Regions from separate parts of the Mus musculus genome. Here region 1 is linked to region 2. A link is a loop called in an ENCODE intact Hi-C map of the cell type or tissue named here. Cell type or tissue: left cerebral cortex. All regions are shown on one strand.

What was found. Hi-C counts contacts between places; a loop is a spot of excess contacts. Peaks named below come from ENCODE experiments on the same cell type or tissue, not always from the same donor. Only the 100,000 strongest peaks of a DNase experiment are listed, where the experiment ranks them.
Region 1: it touches region 2 in a loop (2.2-fold over the local background); 9 of 42 quality-filtered maps call a loop at or near these places.

What each region holds. Positions count from the first base shown.
Region 1 is chr2:18,671,227-18,673,726 of GRCm38, reverse strand. It overlaps Commd3 (COMM domain containing 3), which reads right to left and starts at 1,292. Exons shown (of 8, transcript NM_147778.4): 1 at 1,124-1,292. The coding sequence starts at 1,262. It overlaps Gm33355 (a long non-coding RNA gene), which reads left to right and starts at 1,323. Exons shown (of 2, transcript XR_374026.2): 1 at 1,323-1,391. In left cerebral cortex, no CTCF peak of the experiment used is centred here; DNase peaks (open chromatin) are centred at 857 and 1,350; H3K4me3 peaks cover 1,692 bases; H3K27ac peaks cover 1,418 bases.
Region 2 is chr2:18,606,011-18,608,510 of GRCm38, reverse strand. No RefSeq gene overlaps it. Among named protein-coding and RNA genes, the nearest start is that of n-TNgtt9, 20 kb to the right of the region's middle. In left cerebral cortex, no CTCF peak of the experiment used is centred here; DNase peaks (open chromatin) are centred at 50, 840 and 1,098; H3K4me3 peaks cover 1,017 bases; H3K27ac peaks cover 431 bases.

The DNA.
Region 1 (2,500 bases), 65 kb before region 2:
ATCTGCTGTCACTCTCTTTTCAATTACCTTCTTTTATTTCGTCTTAGTATTTTTTTTTTAAATACCTCAAAGAAAGGGGGGGCAGTGGTTGCTGGATGGACTGAAAGCAAAGGAGAAACTGAAGGTAGTTTACACAGTAAATTTCAAAATGAACAACTTTCAAAAGACATTTTAGAGCAATTGACTCCATGAACATAAATACATCAAAGAAGCTTGATAGGAGGGCATACATTAGCATGCACAACAGAAATATCAAAATCCCATTAATATCTTCAAGTCCCCCCACCTCTCCTCGCTCTCTCTCTCTCTCTCACACACACACACACAGCTTCGAGATAAACCAGGTAGTGGTTAATTGGGGGGGGGGGGGGGCTTTAAGAACAGCTTCCACTTTCATACTTGTTGTCCAAGTATCTAGTATGAAACGGGGGGGGGGGGTGTGGAGACCCAAGGAGTTCTGGAATGTGTTGATAGATTTGAGGGAATTATCTAGAAGTGATTTGTCTTAAAGTACGCTCTTAATCCATTATGACAATTGCAGTCTGCGACCAGACATTTTAAATAGTCTCTCTTCCTGGTAGCCGCTGCAGAACAAAACATTAGGCGCCCTACTTGAGGGTTCTGGACGAATAACCTGGGCTTAACACTCTGAACGCCCGTGCTGGAGTGATCAGAGAATCCGGAGGTGTTCTGTAGGTTGGAAAATGTCAGTGCTGTCTGACCCAGCCATTGCTTCGGAAACTGCCTTTTCAACCCCCTCCAGCCCAGCTGGGGGAGGCTGAATCACAGGACCTCCCCAGTTGAAGTCCAAGTGTCAAAACAGCTGCAGCCTCCGAGGAGGCTGAAAACCCCCACACATTTAGGCCACAAACTAGACTTGAACACGGCTTTACAAAGGAACAAAGAAACAGTCTGGCAGGGAAACCAGGCCAGGAGCGTAGAGCTGGCCCCGTGTAGGTGCCCTGCGGGGGCACAGCGGCGCTCAGGGCCCGCTCGGGTCCCCACAGTCGGGCTGGGCGAAAACCGGGGACTTGCCCGGGCCGGAGCTGTGCCCAAGGCGCCGGGCTGGCGGCTCTGCCGGGCGCCCCTCCGCCCAGGCCGCGGCGGCGGGAGAGCCGCTTACCTAGCGCGGCCTCGTCCGCCCGGGCGTCCAGCAGGCTCTGGAAAGCCGCCCGGAGGAGAAGCGCGAAGGCGTTGGAGTCAAAGGAACCGGGATCCGCCAGCGTCTGGATGCCTCTTTGCACAGACTCCGAGAGCTCCATTGTGAGCGCGCCGTGACCTTCGACACGCACACCACGTGACTCGGGGCGCGCGCCCAGCTGATCGGGCGCGCGCACCCGCGGCGGGGCGGCTCGGGGAGGTTCGGCGACGGCTCGGGACGGTTCGGAGAGGTTCGGGCGACGCCTCGGGGAGGTTCGGGAGGGTTCGGGTGAAGCTCGGGCGGCGGCTGGGCCTCTCGTCTCAGCCGCCCTGCGGGCCTCGGGCGGGACGCGCCGGCCTCTCGCACGGTCTGGGAGGCGCTGGCCTCGGCCGCGGCGAGCGCGGACGCCCATTGGTCCCGCTTGGCGCTCACCTGGGACCGCACCAGCTCTGTCCCCACTGGGCCTGGTGCAGGGAGGCGCGGGAACCCCGCCGCCGCGAGTGTGGCCAGAAGCTGGGCTTCGGGACAACGGGAGACTGAGTGCGTGTGTTAACTCGCCAGCCTGACCCGCAGCGCTGCCCTTTTGTGAGGCTGAGGACATCTTAAATATACCAGTTTTACCTTGTCTTTGTCACTTCAGGAACATGGCAGTAGATTTCTGCGTGATGTGCAGGACACAGGCGGGTGTGTGCACGCCCGGTAGTTAACAATTGGGAGATTAATAAATTATTCATGAACATATTTGACAGGATTATTAAAAAATTTTATATGCTACTGCGAATAAATACCTTTCGAAAGCACTCTGTCATATAAATTCTGTGCTCCTAAACTCACTACGTCCGTGGCTTTAATTACTCAATAGAGTCTTCGTAAATAAATACGAGATACTCATCTAAAGTACGGTTAGGAATGGCAAGATCTTTAGTATAAATGAATTACTTCTTTAGCGACTCATAACTTCAAAGACAAATCCTGTATAAAGTTTAACTTTCTCCTTTTCTTTTTCTTTCTTTCTTTTCTTTTTTTTTTTTTTTAATACGAGGTTGGTTTAGGAGGACAAGAATAGTTCTTTGTTAAGAAAACCCCAAAGTAAGTAAGACACATTAGGCATTTTTTTTAATTAAAAGAATTTGAAAGCTTAAAAAAAAAATCCAGTTTTGAAAGAATGAAGAAAAGGGCCGTAGAGCAAGAATTGTCTTTTACTCTCCCAGAGCAACGACAGTTTCAACTTGAAACACTTTTGTTTTTCCTAATTTAGATGCTTATTTGTGGGGGAATGGTTGTTATTAATGAATAAAGTCAGCATGTCTGAGTGTCATGTTGCACGTTGTCACATTGGACAGTACCCCACTTCATAGT
Region 2 (2,500 bases):
CAACCACGACAAAGGGCTGCACGAATATGGCGCTGTTGGAAATGGAGCCTGGACACCGGAGCAGCCTGGCTGGAGCACTGCCTCGGCCTCCTCGCTCTTCCTGGTGCTCTGGCTTTCCACTCCTGGGTTCTCCATCTGGCATCCTCTAACCCGCGGACCCTGAACAGTTTTTATCCTACTGTCCCTTCCCGTGTCTCCCTCCTTCCTGTCCCTCTCGGTTCCTCTTTCTCCATTTTGAGTCTGTGGCCGGCGCGTTTCTTGCCTGCTGGGCTCACAGGTGGGCCATTCTCTTTTCTGTCTGTCTGTCTTTCTGTCTGTCGTTTGCTCTCTCTCGCTCTCTCTCTTTCTCTCTCCCTCCCTTCCTCCCTCTCTCCTGTTGAGTGTGGGCTAGAGAGGGCGTCCAGGTGCGAGCCTAGGCTGCCAAGGGCCAGGGTGGCAAGCTGGTGACCTCAGAAGCCACTGTGTGCCCAGTGCTCCCCAGCAGCGGAGGGGGACTTCTTGGGGTGGGGTGCTGTTGTCTCCTGCTGCAAGGAGATTAGCGCTCTCTCTCTCTCTCTCTCTCTCTCTCTCTCTCTCTCTCTCTCTCTCTCTCTCTCTCTCTCTCTCTCTCTCCCTCTCTGTCTCCTCTCTCTTTGTCTGTGTCTCTGTCTGACCCGTCCCTGTCTCTCTGTCTCTTTCCCTCCCTCCTTCCTTCTCTTTCTTGTTTTCTGGTTTTGGTTAGCTAGTTGGCTTCCTCCCGTGCTTTCTTTTCTTTTATTGCAACTGGGAGTTTTGCACTGTATTTCAATAGACTAGGAATCAGAATCGTCTTTCTGGACAGACTTCCAGAGATGAGTTGTAGAGAGACCGGCAAAGAAGACAGAGATATTAATTCGTGTTTTTTTTCCCGTTAAACACGGGGACTCCCAAGCAGTAAGGTGGTTAGGTGTTTCTTTTAAATTATTCACTTTTTATACTTATCGCCTTTTCTCTCTCCCTCTCCCTCTCCTTCTCCCTCCCCCCACTTATCTGAACTCAAGAATGCTGATTTTGAATTAAAATTATTCCTAAATGGTGGTCCGTGGGGAGTTCTCTGAGAAGCAGTGTGATTTTGAAGTCTCTTGGCTGCGGGACTAGCGACAAGTGTCTTCCTGAAAAGTCTCATTGAGGAGGCGTTTCTCTGTGAGGTAGCTGGGTTGGATTCTTTGTTTTTTTTCAAGCAGATGATAGAAGCATTTCAAGTCAACGGAGGCAATGACATCATTTGCTGTCTGAGACATTTCTTTCAGTCATAATGGGGGAAGTTGGTCTATATATAGAAACTGAAAATAAAATAATTCACCTTTCCAACTATGTTTTAACCTTCTAGATTCACATTTTCAAGAACATTCTATTCTGTCCCCCTCACTCCAGAACAAAACGAAGGTGTTCCTCCTTTGTGTGATAGATTTTGGAATTCCTGGAAATATTTGAAAGATTAAATTTCTGAGACTCTTAAGAAAAAAAAAAAAAACCAAGGGGAATTGTTCTGAGCAGAACTTACAGGGTGTCTCATTTAAAACAAAACAGTTTCCTTGGTTTATATTGATTGCCTTCAATTAAAATCAGGTTTTAAGTACTTCTTTTCAGGCTATTTACAAAAGGGGAGAAAGCTCACAGGTCTTGGCATGAGACTTAGCAATACAGCCAGGCCTTGCTAAACTTAGAGTGGTAACTTCAAATCATAGATGTGAAAGCTGGCAGCAAACATTCTTTTGATTTGAGAACCTGACTTCCAGAATCATTGAAAGTAGATTAAAATGTCTTGTATGCATTTCTTCTGGTAAATGGTAAATGCACTTGCCTAGGAGTACAGAGAGTTCCCAGATGAGCTTTCTAAAAATGGGCATCATTGGAGAAGTCATTTTTGTTTTCCAACTTAATTGGAATAATTCAGTACTTAAATAAAGTTAATCCTATTAAGATATTGTTTCCTGCTCAAAGCAGTAAAAATTAAGCACAACTTATATGACTTTAAAAGGCCAACTTTGTACATAGTCTAAGCAATCCACATTGCTGAAAAAAAAGTGGCCAGAACATGTTTTCTGAGTATTAAATGTATTCAAGGTAGTATGCAGACAAGGGTAGTTTAAATCAGCATTTACAGATTACAAGCAATATTTAGTCTTCCTCATTTATTCTCATTTAAAAACACTCACTAAAAATTTTATTTCTTCCATTACATACAAGTTAAATTTCAGATACATTAAATACCAACTGGAGAAAAAGAAAACTTTATTAAAATGTTGATTATGCAGCTGGAGAGATAGTTAGGAGTGCTGGTTGCTATTCCCAAGGACCCTTCCCAGCACCCCCATCCACCTGTGACCCAACCCCAGGGGATCTGATGCCCTCTCTGGCTTCTGCACACATGTGCAGATACCAACACAGAAACACAAGGATATAAATAAGAATTTTTTAGAATATTGATTATAAACATAGAATTTCTTCATAAGCATGGCTTAGGGAATTCTTTCCTTCT